Linked DNA regions of Homo sapiens: regions 1, 3 and 4 are each linked to region 2. The links are chromatin loops, found by intact Hi-C in ENCODE. Cell type or tissue: endothelial cell of umbilical vein. All regions are shown on one strand. Region 1 overlaps RNGTT (RNA guanylyltransferase and 5'-phosphatase). Region 2 has its middle 330 kb from the start of CNR1. Region 3 overlaps LOC124901354 (small integral membrane protein 30-like). Region 4 has its middle 3.3 kb from the start of LINC01590.

What was found. Peaks named below come from ENCODE experiments on the same cell type or tissue, not always from the same donor. Only the 100,000 strongest peaks of a DNase experiment are listed, where the experiment ranks them.
Region 1: a loop joins it to region 2, with 2.6 times the contacts of the local background. A loop is called at or near these places in 5 of 110 quality-filtered maps.
Region 3: a loop joins it to region 2, with 7 times the contacts of the local background. A loop is called at or near these places in 4 of 110 quality-filtered maps.
Region 4: it touches region 2 in a loop (20-fold over the local background); 7 of 110 quality-filtered maps call a loop at or near these places.

Annotation. Positions count from the first base shown.
Region 1 is chr6:88,778,130-88,783,129 of GRCh38, reverse strand. All of the region lies in intron 12 of RNGTT (RNA guanylyltransferase and 5'-phosphatase), which reads left to right. Among named protein-coding and RNA genes, the nearest start is that of RNGTT, 180 kb to the left of the region's middle. In endothelial cell of umbilical vein, a CTCF peak has its summit at 2,155 (motif pointing right); a DNase peak (open chromatin) is centred at 2,149.
Region 2 is chr6:88,490,543-88,495,542 of GRCh38, reverse strand. No RefSeq gene overlaps it. Among named protein-coding and RNA genes, the nearest start is that of CNR1, 330 kb to the right of the region's middle. In endothelial cell of umbilical vein, a CTCF peak has its summit at 2,506 (motif pointing right); a DNase peak (open chromatin) is centred at 4,502; H3K27ac peaks cover 1,244 bases.
Region 3 is chr6:87,064,092-87,069,091 of GRCh38, reverse strand. LOC124901354 (small integral membrane protein 30-like) reads left to right here. Exons shown (of 2, transcript XM_047419629.1): 2 at 22-176. The coding sequence ends at 176. Among named protein-coding and RNA genes, the nearest start is that of CGA, 29 kb to the left of the region's middle. In endothelial cell of umbilical vein, a CTCF peak has its summit at 2,469 (motif pointing left); a DNase peak (open chromatin) is centred at 2,431; H3K27me3 peaks cover 630 bases.
Region 4 is chr6:87,391,313-87,396,312 of GRCh38, reverse strand. No RefSeq gene overlaps it. Among named protein-coding and RNA genes, the nearest start is that of LINC01590, 3.3 kb to the left of the region's middle. In endothelial cell of umbilical vein, CTCF peaks have their summits at 3,103 (motif pointing left) and 4,777; a DNase peak (open chromatin) is centred at 3,072.

The DNA.
Region 1 (5,000 bases), 290 kb before region 2:
TCTTCGCTATTGTGCATAAAGCTGCAGTGAATGGGAGAGAGCAGATATCTCTTCATGATCCTGTTTTCAATACTTCCAGATACATACTCAGAGGTGGGATTGCTGAATCATAGGGTGGTTCTGTCTTTAATTTTTTGAGGAACCTCAATACTGTTTTCACTAATGGGCTGTACCAATTTACATTCTCACCGAAGTATACAAGGGTTCACTTTTCTCCATATCCTTGACAACACTTGTTATTTCTTGCCTTTTTGATAATAGGCATCCTCGTAAATGTGAAGTGCTGTCTTATTGAGGTTTTGATTTGCATTTCCCTGCTGATTAGAAATGCTGAGCAGCTTTTCAATAGGTCTGTTGGCCATCTACGTTTCTTATTTTGAGAAGTGTCTATTCAGGGCCCTTACCCATTTTTAACAGGTTATTTGTATTTTTAATATTGAGTTGTATGATTTTATATATTGGATATTAACCCCTGTGGATGTATAGTTTGAAGATTATTTTTTCTCATTTCATAGGTGACCTTTCACTTTGTTCATTGTTTCTTTTGCTGTGCAGAAGGTTTTTAGTTTGATATAGTCCCACTTGTCTATTTTTGCTTCTGTTGCCTGTGCTTTTGGTGTTATATCCAGAAAATAGTTGCCAAGACCAGTGTCAAGAAGTTTTTCTTTGTTTACTTCTAGGAGTTTTACAGTTTCCACTTTTGTGTTTAAATGTTTAATCCATTTGAGTTGATTTTTGTGTATGGTGTGCACCTTTTTGTCTTTCCATTCACCCCGTACAATGTGGTAGTTAGTATATATTTTGGAATCTGGAATAAAATACTTGGGTTCAAATATCTTTTCTACCAATTTCTTTATGACTCTGTTTTGTGATCCATGAGAAAAGGGTACTATGTTAGATTGAACTACCTCATGGAGCTATTTTGAGAATAAAGTGATTTAAGAACACTCAAACCAGTAACTGGTGAAAAGTGAAAAACTCAGTCGATGTTAGCCCTTAGAAGTTATTGCTGCCTTAATTATTCTGTGTAAAGGGCATAGTAGGGGATAAAACTAGAGAGGATGAATAAGGCTAGGTAAGTGGGCACGGGGAGGTGGTCTTTGGTTGTTAGGTTGAGAAGCTTGTATTATTTTCAGTAAACCATCTAACCAGATGGATTCAGGATCAGTTGTATTTGATAGGGCCTGTTGATAATAGGGATAACAGTTAGGTTGATCACAATAGCCTGGGTGAAAAAGTAATAGAGATAATTGGTGGAATATGGAATTGGTAGAGATCGCATCAAAGATGATTCGAGAGTTTTGAACCTTTCTGGTTAGGAGCATTATGTTAATCAGAAATGGAAATCAGAATGGAGATGAACTAGTTTTTTGTTTAAGAATATAAATGATTCAGTTTTAGATTTAAAACTTTAGGCTGCCTTTAGGGTACTAATGAATAAGCCAGTGCCTGGCATACTTTTATTTGGGAGAAAGTTAGGACAAAAGATGAAGATTTGGGAGTAATTTTCATTGTAAGTGTATTTGGAGTCTTAGAGGAGTGGATGCTGTATAATGTGTAACAGTGAAAAGACAAATAATAGATTCTTGAAGAATGTGCGTTCATAATTGATTCCATTGTTTTACTGTCTCTAGTAGCATTACTGTCTAGGATTTCTAAAGTTTTCTTTAAAAATAAATGCTGTAATAAAACTAATATTATAGTAAGGACAGGGATCTTTCTTAGCTTCAGATGTGATCTTTGTGAAGAAGGCATTATGTCTCAGGTTTTACTGTAGAACCTGGTGATAACTACTCACATTTTACTAGTGGAAATAATAGAATAACATAAGCCTGCAAGGTGTTTTTAGATATCTCTGGTCTAGATATCCTGTTTTAGGCAAGCAAAATGCTATTATTGCATTTTTACAAATGAGATAGATAAAGCCCACTTTGAACTTGCTTAAAATAATTACGTTAGTAGAGGCAAAGAGGGACTAAATACGTTGCTCCTTTGCCGTTACTAATGCTAGCTTCATTTACATCAGGTTTTCTCAGCCTTGGCACCATTGACATTTTGGGCTAGAATTCTTTGTTGTGGGCAGCTGCCCTGTGCTTTGTAGGATGTTTAGTAGCATATCTAGCCTTTAACCACTAGATGGCAGTAGCACCCCCTCCCCACCTCTTGTTCAACCAAAAATGTCTCCACGCATTGCCAAATATCCCTTGGAGGCAAAATCTCCCCTAGTTGAGAACCAGTGCTTTACACCACAAATATATATCATGTATACCTCCAGTTAGCTTCCTGTCCACCTTAGTTTTACAGACTTCTCTTTGGCATATGGCCATCTTCTACCTCTAAGCCAGGTTCTGTTCTCATCTGGTCAACACTTTCTTAAGCATCTTATTTTGCTGCCTGACGTTTACATTTATTATGTTTTTGACTTTACAATGGCAATGGATATCTTGGGTTATATTGGTAATTACGTTTACACCTAACATATCCCCAGTTTTTTTTTGACAGCTCACCTCATACAATCAGATTTATTTCTATAAACTAAGTATTGTATTTATCAGTTAACTATAGCTCTGATAATTATTTTAACCTAGATACATGCTGGTAAATTGAATTATATTACTCTGACTATACACGAGAACATGTAGAATGGTGTTTTTATATCCTTGTTTATAGTTCAGCAAGATTCTGTATTTCAAGTTTGATAAATCATAAATATTTATTTCTAAAAGGCTTATTCAGTTTCTGTATTTGTAATATATTTGCTCTTATTATTTTGGGGATCATGAAAAAGGGATTATTTGGTAGTGATTTATATAATCTTTCATAAATATTGTTAGCTTATTTCATAATCTCAGATATTTCATTTTTAAATTAAGTGTACCTGAGACAGATATTTTTGTAGTAAGTTTTGAAATTCTGTATTTTTAATTATTTTATTAAAGTATTTGAGCATTTTACTAGGTGTTTTGTAGGCACAAAATTGATGTGATTTTTTCTGAAGTAGAATTACATTCTAATGGGTATTTCAATATATTTTACTCATAGAATCTGTGTCATTGTTGAATCTACATTCAATAACTGGGAGCTACAGTATTCTTAAAATACCATTTTCTAGATTAATTAATTAATTTATTTATTTGAGACAGAGTCTCACCCTATTGCCCAGGCTGGCGTGCAGTGGTGTGATCTTGACTCACTGCAACCTCTGCCTTTCAGGTTCAAGCAATTTTCCTGCCTTGGCCCCCCCAGGTGGCTGGGACTACAAACATGCACCACCATGCCTAGCTAATTTTTGCATTTTTAGTAGAGATGGTGTTTCATCATGTTGGCCAGGCTGGTCTTGAACTCCTGACCTCAGGTGATCTGCCCGCCTTGGCTTCTCAAAGTGCTGGGATTACAGACGTGAGCCACTGCACCTGGCCCCATTTTCTAAAATTTTATAATCATTAATTTTCATAAAGGTGCTTTGAAATTCCTAATAATATCAAGTCTAGTATTCCAAATTAATATGAATGATTTGATGTGCAATGAGATGAGGAGTTACTTAAGTTTCTGAATTATTGCTGTGTAAAAACAGAAGAGTTGATACATGTTGTTTTCTTATTAGACAAAATTGAGTCTTGATTTCCAGGCAAGAGAATGTGAATGATATTTAATATCTGTTATATAAATAAAATTACATATTAAAGCTTTTTAGAATTTATCATTAGGTACCTATTAGGAGATATTTTAAAACTATACCATCATTCAACTTTTCTAGATTTAATAACTTAGATTGATATTGGTTTCTAAGTGTTCTTGTAGTCACTTACTATAAACAAGTAGGAAACGGAACTAAAGGATGATTTGCCTGTAAGTATGAAATTTCCTTGGCAGAGGTTGCAAATGCGGTGGGATGTGCATAGTGTGTTTCAAGCTACACAAACTTACTCTTTTTCTTGGGCCTATTCTCTCTTGCTGACACTCCTTTCTCCCCTTACTTTTTTTGACCCTTTACTACTGTAATGAGCCACTGTTACTTAAAGGCCTGTGACTTTTCTGTCAAATAAGCTTTACTAGGAAAATGACTATATTTTATCAGATTCTCTTCACTAATGGGTTGACAATGGGAAAATGTTGCAGTTTCAACATTCCAAAAAAACTTTCTAAAGAGATTTATTTGTGATTATCCTGAAGCATGTATGTTACCTAAATAAATCTCTCAGGGCAAATATATGGAAGAAAATTTCCACTGAAAAATTATATATTTGATTTTATACTTACTCATGCTTCAATACAAAACTTGAGGGAAAATAATGTGCATTATTTTCTTACACGTGGCACAGTTAAAAGGTGTTTCCTATCAATTCCAATGATTTTTTCTTTCTTAGCAAAACTTAAATTATATTGAATCGTCATTGTATGGACTTCCGTTTGAAGTAAGCAATCCTGTGATTATGATTTTTGCAGTTTTAAATAATTTATAAAAATCTGTTTGAGCTGGGTGCAATGGATTGCACCCTTCGTCTCAGCTACTCAGGAGGCTGTGGTGGGAGAATTGCTTAAACTCAGGAGTTCAAGGCTGCAGTGCTGTGACTGCACCTGTGAATAGCCACTGCATTCTAGCTTGGGCAAGATAGCAAGACTCCATATCTAATTTTAAAAATTAAATTAAAAATTTGTTAGAATGCAATTTGACTTGGATAATTTAAAAATACTAGTATTGGACACTTAGCAATTTTTCCTTCCTAAGTATTTTTCTTATAATATGGCCCCACCCTCCATAATGCACACACTGAATTGGGAGACTTGCCTCTCCTTTAGCACATCCTATATTTCTCTACTCCTGTTTTTTTGCCCATATTTACTTCATGCTGCAAATCTGCATGAGTGAATATTACCCATCCTTCAAGGCTTACAATGTTCATTCCTCTATAATCAATTTTAAGACACTCAGGTAATACCTTTTCTTTTTTTACTTTGTACTCAGAATACATTTAAAATCCCCAAGTGAGATTTATCCC
Region 2 (5,000 bases):
ATATTAAAGTTTTATTTGTAATGAATATTTTTCCAATCTCTTATTTGTTTCTGTACTTTGTTTATAACTTTTCCTAAATGAATTTGAATTTTTTTGCTGTCAAATATATCTTTTCATGTATGGTTTCTGAGCTTCCTGGCTTTATTAAAGAGTTCTTCTCCACTCTTTCTGTAAAGGGCCAAATAGTAAGTATGTCAGGTTTTATGGACCATGTCGTCTCTGTCCCACCTATTCACTTCTACCATTATAGCTTGAAAGCCACCAGAGACAAAAGAAATGAATGAGGCTGTGTTTCAAGAAAACCTTACTTATAAAAGCAAGTGGTGGGCTGGGCGTGGTGGCTCATGCCTGTAATTCCAGCATTTTGGGAGGCCAAGGCAGGTGGATTACTTGAGGTCAGAAGTTGAGAGCAGCCTGGCCAACATGGTGAAACTCCTTCTCTACTAAAAATACAAAAATTAGCTGAGTGTGGTGGCACGTGCCTGTAATCCCAGCTATTCAGCAGGCTGAGGCAGGAGAATAACTTAAACCCAGGAGGCAGAGGTTACAGTGAGCTGAGACCACACCACTGCACTCCAGCCTGGGCAACAGAGCAAAACTCCGTCTCAAAAAAAAGCAAGCGGTGTCCTGCTGGTTGTAGTTTGTTGACCCTTGTGTTGAAGTGAAAGTCAAATGATGAAATCCTTTGTTCAAATCCTCTGAAGTTTCTCTATCTCACTTAGATGAGTACAAGCCAAAATTATACCCCATTTCACCCTCACTACCTCTCTGACTTCATCTTCTACAGCTCTCCCCTTGGTCAATCTGCTTTAACTGCCATAGCCTCTCTTTGTTCCTTGTACCCACCAGACAAACCCCAAGCCAGGCTCTCTCTCTCTCTTTGCACTTATTTTTCCCACTGCTTAGGATGCTCTTTCCCCAGATATTTGGGTAAATATTTTCCTTATTTTCTTCTGGATTTAGCTCAAATTTCAGCATATCAGGATGTCCTTCCCCAGCCACCTATTTAAAATTTAACCCCCTGTTCTGCCACATACTTTCTGTTCCTCTTTCCTGTTTTTTTCTTTTTAACTCCCCACTAATACTGTATAGTTTACTTACTTATAATGTTGATCATTTCCTCTCTTAAAATATAAGTTTCACAGGGGCAAGAATTTTCATCTGTTTTGTGTCCTCAGCACTTAGAAGAGTGTTTGGCATATAGTAATTTTTGTTGAATAATTGAATATACATAATAGAGAGGGAGAACTGAAGATACATATATATATAGAGAGAGGGAGAGAGAGAGAAGCAGGGGGTGATATCAGGAGGAAGGTCCTTGAGAATGAGAGATAACCAGCTTTTAGGGGAGCAGGGACACTTCTTCATTGGAGTAAGAGATAAAAGGGGTGCCTGGGCAGTTTCGTCTATACCAGGGCTTCTCAGCCTTGGCACTATTGACATTCTGGGCTAGATAGTCCTTTGTAGTTGGGGGCTGTCTGTTGTAGGATATTTAGCAGCATGCCTGGCTAAGATATCCCAGTAGTAGCCACCTCCTCCAGTTGTGACAATCAAAAATGTCTCTAGACATTGCTGGATGTCCCCTGGGGAGAACAATTTCCCTTGGTTGAGAACCACTGGTTTCTTTATTTAGACTGTGAAGGGGGACTTTTTAGTGATGACTCTTATTCCCTCAATTACGTATAAGATGCGGTCTTCAGATGAGAGTTTGGGGGGAAGGAGTAAGAGGTTTGAAGAAAGAGAAGCTATGTAGTGGTGGCCTCAGAGTGGGAAAAGGCAATGGTGAATAAGAAATAGGCTTGCCTCCTTCCTGGCCCTGAGGAACATGAAGTGGGGTGAAAAATAGCCTCTTTGTCAGAGGGCTGCAGGGGAGGCATGCTTGGTGGACAACCATTCAGAAATTAGGTTTCTGATCACAGACTAAGAGTTTTACAGAGCTCAGGGAAAACATTGGGGAGGGAGGGGTGTTGGATGGGATTAGGCTTGTTCAGTATAGTGTGGGGGCTGAGAGATCCATATAACTGCTAATGGGAAGCCTTGGGTTTCTGAAGGGGACTGATATACAGTAGGCTGGGACTAGTCCTGAGAGCCTGATGGAAGGTTGGGAAGCTATCAGATCAGTGTCATAGTCCTGAGTACTTTACTTGAATGTGCAGTAAGCCTCCTGGAGGAGAGGTGGCCAGCCCTTCCATGCTTTCATTACTAATGAGGATGGAATTATTGTTTCTGTTTCCATTTCAAATCGGTCACTGCTAGTCTAGGGAAAAGCTTCACAGTTTTGTATATTTATCTTATCTTTAGCCTCTTTGCCAAATTCTCTTATTAATTCTAATAGTTTTAATGAAGTTTATTAGTTTTTTAGTTAAGCAATTATACCATCTGTAAATAAGTTTCACACTTTTAATGTGACCAATACCAACTGAGGCCCACTGTATAAAACTCATTCCTGAGACCCTTTTCAGCCCCCCAGCTTAGTCTCCCGTTCATGGTTAAAGCAGTTATTCTGTTCAGCCACTGGATGGCAGTGACTCAGCATATCTGTGATACTTGGTTGGTTTGTAGGTTTGTGGAGATATTAGCTGCGCAAACTTTATTCCCAATAGAAAAAAAAAATCTATTTCTAGCAAATTCAAAAAAATTTAGAACCAGTCAACTTTCAGCTAGCTGTAAATATGTATCTACAGATTATCTTATATCAAAGCAACACAAATGAGTTCTTGCTCATTAAAAGGCCTTTCTGTTCTTATGGTTCTTTAGCAAGTCCAATAACTTTAAGGATCATTTACAGTGGGAAAGATCTTTATATTTCAGGAATTCCTTCTTCATAAGCTGGGCTTAATTTTGGGAGATCGTCTTCAGCTTTGTCCTTTGAATATTTGAGATTATCTCCTTTTTAAACTGAAAATGATATCAATCTTATGAAATCTAGCTCTGTTTTTCTATTTCTTCTGTTTCATTTGATAGTTTGACTCAAAAAGAAATGGTACATATCAAGACAAGCTGTCTCTCCAAGACCTGATTTTCTAATATCATCTTGAAAAACTTCATGTGAAGTCGTCCCGAAATGGTTTACTTCTCTATTTGCCAGCCTTGCTTTGAACTCAGTGGAATGAGTCATTAACCTTAGCCCTCCTGGGAAACAACAAGCCAGGAGTATCACTGGATTCTTATGATCAAATTATCCCAAACAACATATAAAATTTATATTATCAGAAAAGAGTAGGAATAAATACAGTTTTCTCTATACAAACAACTACATTGTTTGGTACAATGAAAGCACAGAATTTGTGTCCTAAATTTCTCTTACTCTATAACAGGAGTCAGCAAACTTTTTCTGTAAAGGGACAGACAATAAATATTTTAGGATTTGTGCGTCATATGGTCTTTGTAACGACTATTCAACTTTGCTGCTATAGTGCATAAATAACCCCAGACAATACATAAATGAATGAGCAGAGCTGTCTTCCAATAAACCTTTATTTACAAAAACAGGCTGTGGGCCAGATTGGGCCTGTGGGTCGTGGTTTTCCAAACCCTGCTTTATAGTAAAGTTGTTCAATGGAACTCTGAGGATGTGTGGGACTTAAGTGAACAGGGTCAGAGAACAGGTCCACAGCCAGTGAAATCAGAGAATGGATCCGGGGGTACATCAGGACCCACAGAGTAGGTGTTTGTGGAAGACAGCCCATGTTTCAACTTAGAGAAGTGACTATAAAAATGGAACTAAAACCTAAGAGCAGGAAGGCAAGAGACAGGGGCATGGTGCTGTTTTAGATTCCCTATCTGATTTCCTTGTAGCTGTGAGAATCGCATTGCTAATTATAGTGTCTTGAAACTATTTTCAACCCCACTCTTTCCCTGGGAGTAATGGATTATGCATAGTACAAAAAAGTGCATTTTGTCCAGGCAATGTTTCCCGAGGGACACTCCCCAAAGAAACTACCACCAGAGAATTTGAGTGTGACAGTTTCTTCTCATTAGAGATTCCTAAAAGCCTGGGAATAATCTGTTGTTTACAGTCTCTGCTAACCTTTTCACTACATTGAGGGATCCTAATGGGCTTCTGCCTTTCTTCTTTGGGTAGAAGGAGAAAGAGAAGGATGTATTAGCCTCTGACACAAAGAGACAAAGGAAGGGTCAGAGGCAAGGGGAGCCAGCATACGGTTCCATGGCTCTCTGGAGTATGGGGCAGCGATTGCCTGGCTTCCTCACTTTTGCATCTCTAGGCCCTGGGGCAATGCTGGCACATAGTATGTGCTGAATACTGCTTATAGAATGAATGAATGAGCTGGTTCTCAATGGATAAAGAACAGAGTTAATTGGATCATCCATTTGCTTCTTATGTTCTACAGTACAGAGTGAGAAAGAAGGACTTAAGATCAATGATTATACAGGAATTCACTCTCAAAGAATTTTGGGGTCCAGGCCATATCCTTCCTGTAACATACAGACTTCCCTCTCCACTTAGCCCATTAGGAACCCTCTGTTCTTGGAAACCGCTCAGCACTGATTACTCATCCGGCTCTTTTGTGTACTATGCAAGTGTTCAGTTTAGCTTACTTTTTTTTGAAGCTAGGTCCAAGGGGGACAGAGTTGAATAAAACAGTCTCCCCCCTCAAGGAACTCATGGTATGACACGCCTATATTATGTATCTATGTCTTTTCTCCCCTGTGAAGATTATAAACCCCATGATGTAAGGTACCCCTTCTTTTGAATCTGTCCAGTTACTACTGTGGGGCGGAGGATTCAGCTTAATGAATATTTGCTGAGTGTACAACATATGTACTTATCAGGCCATCTCCTTGGCACAGCTCTTAACCAAACTGAGTATTTTAAAATGGCCCACTCAAGCTGGGAGCAAACTGTAGTCAGAGCAGGATGATTCCAAGTATACGTTCCAAGTGTAAGTTCTACTTTCACTCTCAGCTTTACCACCAGGTCATCCTCCAGCTCAAAGTGACTTCAACAATCCTCTCTCATCTCTGTTCCTTCACAAGAA
Region 3 (5,000 bases), 1.4 Mb after region 2:
ATGATCTGAATTTCAGCACAGTTGCCTTAGTCCTCATGTCACTATTTTGGTGCTGCCTGGGTGAAGCAGTAGAAGCCGGTGATGCAATCACTCTCTTGTTAGGTGTGGTTCTCAGCGTTACAGACATTCTTGCTTGCTTGGGGGTATATGCACGAAAGAGAAATGGACAGATGTGACTTTGAAGGGCCTACTGAATCAAGCCTCACCCTGAAAGGCTTTGTGCTATTGAGGCTAAACCTGAGCTTTGGTGAAAGTTTCCAGGAATCAGTAAATAGGGGAGTTTTACATTTTTCATTGTTTCCATGAAATGGGAACAAAAAAAAAAGAGTTTTCTTTACAACAAATAATGCACAGAAAAATGCAGCCTATAATTTGTATTTGCTGGTTAGAAAGAAGGTCAAGGAAGTAAGATGGCTGAAATTTACATAAGTAATATTTCATAGTTTTAGAATTCTCAAAGCACGTGAAATAGGAAGAAGGAAGTTCTTGCCCAGAATCCTAGAAAATCACCAGTATTCAGTTATAATCACTACTTCTTGAATCATTGAGGAGTCTTTTCTCCATATTTTGATTTGATTTTTGTTTTGTTATCTTCCAAGTTAATATTGTATTTAGATATCAAATAGCCAAAAAGGGAAACTTTTATCTCTGGGGAAAAAACATTTAGAAAAATGTATTCAGTGTATCTAATACTGAAATGCAGGAAAGATTTAATGTAAAAAAACACTATAGACATTGACATGGAAAAGATTTAACGTTAAAAAAGCACTTTATATCAACTGAGTAACATCCTCCTGATGAGAAATACTATATTAAATATAAACCCATTATGTTGTAAAAGAAAAAAAGGGTGGGGTGCAAAGCCGACGATATTGCATCAGTGATAATGGGAATGGTCAACGTGTTAGCTTGTAGAGAGTGCCAGGCACTATCAAAAGCATTCTATACTTTAACTTATTTAATTCCCATAGAAACCTGTGAGGAAGGTATTCTTATTTGTATTTCACAGGTTTAAAAACACAAGGGAGTTTAAGTCACCTGCCCAAGCTCTCACAGGTGGTAAGATTTGGGGTGCTCTTAAGTGACTGCCAGAGGTGCTCTTCAGTGACTGCCAAGGGATGGAACTGGAGAGCGATAGTAGAATCCAGACTTTTTGCTGAGCTTCTCTGCTGGGAGGAGAGGGGATGCTAAGCCTATTTTGGGTGAAACCTCCCCTTGGGAAGCTAGAGCATTGCCTTCCTTTTTCCTCAGATCACAATGCTGCTGGGTGGGACCTAGGGGGTAATGGGTCGGGAGTAAGGTAGGTCATAACCGGCATATCTTCTCTCTGACTGAGTTTGTTTTTAACTAGGACATCCTGAGACTTCAGTGAAATATGCTGATGGGAAAGGAAGAGAATGAGTTTCGGTGCAGAAAGGCAGCTGAGGTAGGTATTGCCATTTCCTAGCTGAGTATCATTGCACAAGTTACTTAACTTTGCTGAGGCTTTTTTTCCATGCCTGCAAAATGGAGATGATAATAATTCCTCCCTCTCCCTCAAAGGGCTGTTGTATTAAAAGGGGTGAAGATGTGAAATACTCAGCATTCACATATAATAAGTACTGCTTTAGTGTTAGCTATTTCGTTATAACTCAATTAAATTTTGTTAAACATGTACTATTAGCCCAAGAAAAGAAAACTGGAAATTGGAAAAATGCTAGTGTAGCTACAAAAGAAAAATGCTAATATAACTGGAGCCAGTTGAGACACATCCGATTTCCCTCCTCTCTTTGTCAAAGAAACTTTCAGCTCATGCTCTGGAGGTAATGAAAAGCTCATTATTATTTTCTCTTCTGGTTTGCAACTCTTCCTTTCAGGGGTTTGACAAAGGGGGAAAGCACAAGTTGCCTAATCTAAAACAGCATAATAATCGGTTGTCTTAGTGGCATTTCACGTTTTATTTTCCCAAGGGGATGGTTGCTGGAGCAGATGGACTGTCTGGGCCCCACAGGCAGCCTCTGGGCCTTCTTACAGGAATGCATTTAACCTATACTCATAATATACACACATTCACACAGTGTACCTATGCAAAATAAAGCTGCCAAGCTGCAAGTGCCTCTGTGCAATTAAAAAAAGGTGATAAAAAAATACAGCAAAACAAATTCTCTATGCAAGAACTTCAATTCGTTATGATTGTAAGCCTCCAATCTCACTCTCAGCTTAAGTCAATAATTGCATATTATTGATCTCTGAAAACCACTTCCGCAATCTCTTTCCGAGCTGGCTGTTTTTTTTTTTTTTCAGTTGCAGAGATGCTTTCTTTCTTTCTAAAAGATGGCCACTTCCTTTCATTCAGTGTTTGTGCTTCTTCACGTATCAATACAAGAGAAAAAAAATATTGTAAATGTTATGTGTCTGAAAATGAGTCCGTGGCTGGCTGCTTTTTATTTACTTGCTGGTTCCAAGGTGCTTTTGTGGACTTTGAGCTCCACCCAGTGGCAATGTGTAGCCAAAAACCTTAAAAAAAAAAAAAAAAAGAGACATGATTTGGAGATGAAAGAAAATATCAGAAGCAATTAATTAGTTTCCTTTTAAATGACCTAGAGAACCTGGTGTTTCAAAAGCAAGAATATGAACAGGTCATTGCAATCCAATCAACATCACTGTAATGCTGACCTTTTCTTCCTTCTTGCTTTTTCTTGCTTTGGTTCTTTTGTGCAGTTTTATTATTATGGTTGCTGCCATGTGTTTTTTTAAAAAAATGAGTTTTTGTGATGGTTTGTAATGCCTATTCCCTGAGGCTGTTAGAAACAGACATGTTAGTAGTTTAAAAGTGGATTGATAGCAATCTAATTCAAGTCCGCATGTTCCCACCACCACTCCATAGGGGTCTCTGAGATGTGTGATGCTGCTCTACTGAGGAGAGAGAGCTGCCTTGTCTGCTTATTGTAACTGGGGCTGGCCACATAATTCTTCTCTGTTTTTAAATTCAGGGTACTGCTAACCTTGTCAGGCAAACTAAATTCGCATGTGTTATAGACGCTCACACACTGTTAGCTCACACCAAACTCACAAACAAGAGGGTCCTTTAGATGCTATCATTGCTTGTCCTGTGCCAAGTGCAATGTCAGGGAAATCCAACACAGGTCCTTCCTTTTACTCACATCAAATTTCATCCTGTTGGTTTTGGTCCTAGTGTTGTTGGGGACCACAGTGTTTTAGTCATTTGGTCTATCGTTATATCATCTAGAAATTTAATAATCATTTAGGCTATGTTTCAAGCGATTGATAAACATTTGAATAAGACAGGGCTAATAAGTGCCATGGCAGCACACCAGCGTTCTCTGTCAACTGTTAATCAACATTTTGGGGGTTGGTTTCAGGAGTTTAGCTGGCTACTGTGAAGTTAATAAAATAATCACAACTATGACCATTTTTTTTTTTTTGAGATGGAGTCAGGCTGGAGTACAGTGGTGTGATCTTGGTTCACTGCAACCTCTGCCTCCCAGGTTCAAGCAATTCTCCCTGCCTCAGCCTCCCGAGTAGCTGGGATTACAGGCGCCTGCCACCACGCCCGGCTAATTTTTGTATTTTTTAGTTTCGCCATGTTGGCCAGACTGGTCTTAAACTCCTGACCTCAGGTGATCTGCCCACCTTGGCCTCCCAAAGTCGTGGGATAACAGGCGTGAGCCACCACGCCTGGACAACTATGACCATTTTTGATCATCTTTTATACCCAGGCTTTGAGCTAGGTCCTTGACATGTAGTATTTCAAGGACTCACATTTCTGCAGAGTATGCATTATTATCCTCATTTTGTAAGATGTCAAATAGAAGACTGGAGAGATTAATTGATACAATCAAGGTCACACCCAGCTTGGAAGTGATGGAGCTAAATTTGAACATACACCTGATTGACTTCAAGGTCTACAGACTTTTCATTAGACCAGATTGCCTCATTGTTCCATCTTCTGGAGGCGTGACTCTCTGAAAGATGACCCATGATCAAAAGAATGAGAGAAATAGAATTACAATTCCACACAAGTTTAGCTGGAAACAATTAGTATTGTTGGAATAATTAATTAATTCATTATTATTGTTATTTTTGAGATGGAGTCTTGCTCTGTTGCCAAGGCTGGAGTGCAGTGGTGTGATCTCGGCTCACTGCAACCTTGGTCTCCCGGATTAAAGTGATTCTCCTGCCTCAGCCTCCCAAGTAGTTGAAATTACAGGTGCTTGCCACCCTGCCCGGCTAATTTTTGTATTTTTGGTAGAGATGAGGTTTCACCATGTTGGCCTGCCTTGGCCTTCCAAAGTGCTGGGATTAATTAATTCATTATTAACGCAAGTCAGGACTGCATATGTATAATTGTTTCCGGGACTATGACAAAGTTACATTGTGATGAGACTGTCAGTCTTCCTTATGTCAGTATGATAAATGGAGTAAGTACCAACTACTCATTAGTGAGTTAAATGTATTCAAATCCATTAGAAATATATGACTACCATTTAGGATGAAGACTAGTAACAACAGTGCATCCTTTCTCTTCTCCTGACCCTAGTAGGGATGCTTTTCATGTTCTGCTCTTAGGTGTGATGCTTGCTGTAGGTTTCTATTTAGTAGCCATCATTTGAATGAAGATTTCTTCTATATCTAGCTTGCTAAAGGTATTTTAAAAAAATCAAATGCTTTTTATGTGTCTAATTAAACAGTCATATTAAACATTTTATTGTAAAAGACATCATATACAGAAAAGGTCTATAAGACACTATGTATGGTCCAAAGAACAATATTAAATGAACACCTTGTATGAAACCACTTGTTAAAGATATTTCTGCTGAATGTTATCAGTTTCTTAGAAGCCTTCTGTGATTCCCTTTTCTTCTTCCCAGAAGTAACGATTATTCTTATATTTGTGTTAATGGTTTGCTTTTCTTTATGGTTTCACCACCTGTGTACATATCATTAAGGATGTATAATTTAATTTTGCCTATATTTGAACTTAATCAATGGGACTATAC
Region 4 (5,000 bases), 1.1 Mb after region 2:
ACAGTGGAGTTATTTGAGTATAAGAATTTTTTGTATCGCATGTAATTTATTCAGATTCCCAGATGTGAAATATCTGAGTTTTTAAATATCTGCTTCATTTGCTACTTTATTCCTAGTACCTAGAACAATGCCTATCCCATGGTAGGTATTTTATTAATAATTGTTTAATGAATATGAGATGTTAATTAAGTGGAAAAAAGCTGGCTTGATATGTAGACACCAAAAGCATGTCATAGGCATGTCTTGTGACAGGTTCCAGGGAAGACTTTGTCCCCACTTTTAAAAAAATTAATAAATTTTATTTTTTAGAGCAATTTTAGGTTCACAGCAGTATTGAGTAGAAAGTACAAAGTTCCCGTCTATCCCTATCCCCACACACCTAACCTCCCTGGCTACTGACATCCTGCACCACGGTGGCACATGTTATAATTGATGAACCCATCATTATCACCTGAAGTCCATAGTTTAGGATTCACTCTTGGTGCCGTGGAATCTATGGGTTGGGACAAATGTATAAGGACAGGTATCCACCATTACAGTATCATACAGAATAGTTTTACTGTTATAAAAATGCTCTGTGCTCTATCATCCCTCCCTTCCCCCAACCCCTGGCAACCACTGATCTTTTTACTGGAGTACAATTGTTGAACCACATGGTAAGACTATGTTTAGTTTTGTAAGAAACTGCCAAACTGCTTTCCAAAGTGGCTATACCATTCTGCATTCCCACATGTCAGCAGAGAAAAGAATTCCAATTTCTTCACGTCCTTGGCAGCATTTGTTGTTGTAAATGTATTGTTTTGGCCATCCTAATAGGTGTGTAGTAGTATGTTATTGTTATTTTAATTTGCAATTCCCTAATGACATATGATGTTGAACACCTTTTCATATGCTTAATTGCCATCTATATATCTCCTTTAGTGAGATATCTGTTGAAATTTTTTGCTCATTTTAAAAGTTGGGTTTTTTGTTTCATATTGTTTAGTTTTAAGGGTTCTTTGTATGATGTGGTTAACAGTCCTTTATCACATATGTGTTTTGCAAAAATGTTATCCAAGTCTGTGGCTTGTGTTTTCATTCCCTTAACAAGGTATTTTGCAGTGCAGAAGTTTTCAATTTTCATGAAGCCCAACCTATCCATTTTTTCTTTTATGGATGATGCTTTTGGTATTCTATTAAAAAATCATCATCAAATTCAAGGTCATCTAGTTTTTTTCTGTTATATCCTATAGGTTTTATAATTTTGTGTTTTACATTTAGGTCTGTTATCATTTTGAGTTAATTTTTGTGAAGGCTATAGAGTTTGTGTCTTCATTTTTTTTTCTTTTTTTCTTTTTTGCTTCTGGATGTCCTGTTGTGCCAGCACCTTTTGTTGAAAATATTATCTTTTCTCCTTTGGATTGCCTTTGCACCTTTTTCAAAAGAATTGACTATGTCTGTGTGGGTCTATTTCTGGACTCCTTATTCTGTTCCACTGATCTATTTATTTATTCTTTGGCTTATACCACACTGTCTGGTAGCTTTTCAGTAAGCCTTGAAGTCAGGTAGTATCAGTCAGTACATTTACTTTTCATGTCTTTTCCCTCTTTTACTGTTCTAATTAAAACTTCCAGTTCAATTTTGAATAGTAGCAGTAGTAATACTCAGTTCCACTAGCTTAAAATAAATGCTTGCATTACCCCTTTAAGTATGATGTTTGCTGAAAATGAAAAAATAAATATCATTTTTCTGGTTAAGGACATCCCTTGCTCTTTCTTTCTTTCTTTTTTTTTTTTTTTTTTTTTTGAGACAGAATCTCACTTTGTTGCCAGGCTGGAGTGCAGTGGCATGATCTCGGCTCACTGCAACCTCTGCCTCCCGGGTTCAAGCAATTCTCCTGCCTCAGCCTCCCAAGTAGCTGGGACTAAAGGCATGTGCCACCACACCTGGCTAATTTTTTGTATTTTTAGTAGAGATGGGGTTTCATCGTGTTAGCCAGGATGGTCTCATCTCCTGACCTCGTGATCCGCCCACCTCAGCCTCCCAAAGTGCTGGGATTACAGGCATGAGGTACCACGCCCAGCTGAAAATTTTCATTTTAACAAGCATTCCAGGTTATTCTAGTTCAGGTGGTCCAGGGGTACACACTTTGCAAAAGTAGCTAATCTAAAATACCATGTGCAGCAAGCACTTTTCCATTTTTCAATATTATGTACAAATTCTGTCTTTGATTCTGATGGACAATGATACATGTGTGCATTAGGCATTTAAAAAAATAGGTTATCCCTGTCAGCAACTTAGTAATAAAAATGACTTGAAGTACCAAAAATGAGAGCATAGTTTATTGATACTTATAAAATTTGTAATCAATATCAGTGTTGCAGACTAATTTTTATGATCTGATTGTAATTTAGTCACATGTGATTGAAATCTGCAGTGGCCCAGATTTGCTCTATTTGTAGACTTTCTCCCACAGTACCCCAGAACAGAGGATTCTAGCAAACCTCAGATCGATAAGGAGTAACAGGATGGGACAATGGGTCGAACTGGCCAGAATGGAGCTGAGATTACCAGCTGTAGAATTTAAGCAGGTCCACTTGACGGAAAAAGAGAGACTAACTGGAGCTACTACTTATTTCTGATATTGAATGAAATGAAGCTGATGTCTGTGGAGTCTAAATATCAAGGAATGGTAAAATGAAAAGGTTCCTGGTGGGTTATCCATGCCATTACTAAAGTTCTAGCATAATTTTGTAGTAGTTAGAAGCCCAGATTGTGATGTCTATAGCATGTATGAACGAGGTACTGTTAAAGCTGAATGCCAATCTTTATGAGAGAAGTTGAGGGAACATGTACTGCCAAGGATCTGACCTTCACTCCCAGAATAATAATCAGATTGTCACCCTCAAGAGGTAAGCATAGTTCCTAAGAAGGAAGAAAGTTCCTTCTGCTGCATTAATGTCATCTTTCATACAAAAATCAATGTGAAGAACTGCCTCCATGTTCAGCCTCAATGACATACAGTATGTGACAATTACTCAAGTGACTTAAGTGATTTCCTATACAGACCACAGTGCCACTTTTCTTACATATATGTAAGGGAGCCACCTACTGTCAAAACAGGATATTACAGCTACAAATTCTCCCACTGCCCACCCCCAACTATACAACTGCATAAACTTAGCTGCAATAATTTAGATGAGAATTTTGCAGAATTCAAGAAACTGACGTAAAATAATTTTGGGGGTGGGAAGGAATAATCCACACTTCCCTGTGTCCTTTACAAGTTGGAAAATATTCATTAAGCACTTACCTGTTACGCATTGCAAGTCTCAAAGAGAATCCTGGTATGCTGGAATTAGTAAGGCAGTTTGTAGTAACAAATGCCCCTGCCAATTTCCTTCTTAGTATTTTTGGTAATGCTATTTCTTCCTGAACGTGTCTTTGCCTGTCTCAAGCTTACCTAGCCTGCAAACTCAGCTAAGTCTTACCTCCCCCATGAAGACTCTGCATATCTCCAGCCTGTTGCAGCCTCTCCTGCTTGGATCTCTGTTGCTTTGCTTCATCCCGGAGGCACACTCCTGTGGGCACTTCCTCATACATACACTGCTTCATGGTGATAGATAGCAATAGTTAGCATTTACCATATGTCAACACTGTTGGACCATTTTCCTTCTATTCACTTATTTAATTATCATATTAACTCAATGAGGTGATTACTGTTATAATCCCCATTTTTAAAAAGAAGAAACTGAGGCCTAGAGAGATTTAAAAAAAAACTTGCTCAAGGTCCTTAAGGTTATTAAACAGTAGTGTCAAGATTTAAACCCACGTATCTGCATTTCCAACTTACTTGTAAGCACTTGGTGGACGAGAACTATGTTCTAAAATTCTTTTGAAGTTCCCACATTGCCTAGCCTAGTGCTATGATCTTAGGGACTGATGTCCATAGTTTTACTACAGTTTACTAATTTTCCAGGAAATCAGAAGACCCGAGGAAGAAGGTAGTTTCCCCCCCATTAATCAGGCTGATAAAAAAGAAGTTTGGCAAGGTACTATAGCAATAATAGGGAACTTGTGTTAACCATGTACTATAAGCCTGGCACTGTGCTAAGCATTTTTATATATTATTTAATTCTTACAAGAAGCCTTTTCAGAGAAGTACTATTATATATATCTTATAGATGAGAACGCTAAACACAGAGAGGTGAAGTAACTTGCCTAAGGTCCCACAGATTCTAGCCTATGTCTAACCTATATGCTATCATCTTGCACCTACTGTGTAAGAATACTTATTTACAGCCGGGCACGGTGGCTCACGCCTGTAATCCCAGCACTTTGGGAGGCCGAGGTGGGCAGATCACCTGAGGTCAGGAGTTCGAGACCAGCCTGACCAACATGGAGAAACCCAGTCTTTACTAAAAATACAAAATTAGCCAGGCGTGGTGGTGCATGCCTGTAATCCCAGCTACTCAGGAGGCTGAGGCAGGAGAATCACCTGAAGCCGGGAGGTGGAGGTTGCGGTGAGCTGAGATCGCGCCATTGCACTCCAGCCTGGGCAACAAGAACAAAAGTCCGTCACAAACAAACAAACAAACAAACAGCTTATTTACAAGGGGATTTAGAAATTGCAGTGAATACACCATGAGGAAGATGGCCTTCTCTCATAGAACAATGACTCCTAATTTTGTAGGATTGGTACAGGAGGGCGAAGGTTCACAGAAGGATTGCATATTCTCAACTATTGATGTCTCTTTCCCTTGGGGATCTCATGAGTTACTGCTGCCATCACAGAACTGACCTCATGGGGGCAATGCTCCCAAACCCACAGCAACCCTGAGGCAAGGCTGGAACATTTACTAACGTCCAGGGTAATAGGACAAGTACATAACATAGAGCACCACAATCTGGTTACAAGATGTGGCTCGCTCTCCAAGGCTTGAACAAAATAAATTTTTTGACCCTCCTTCCTGCAGTGGCTCCATTCTTATGTTTGTGACAGAAGAGCAATCACCTGGCAC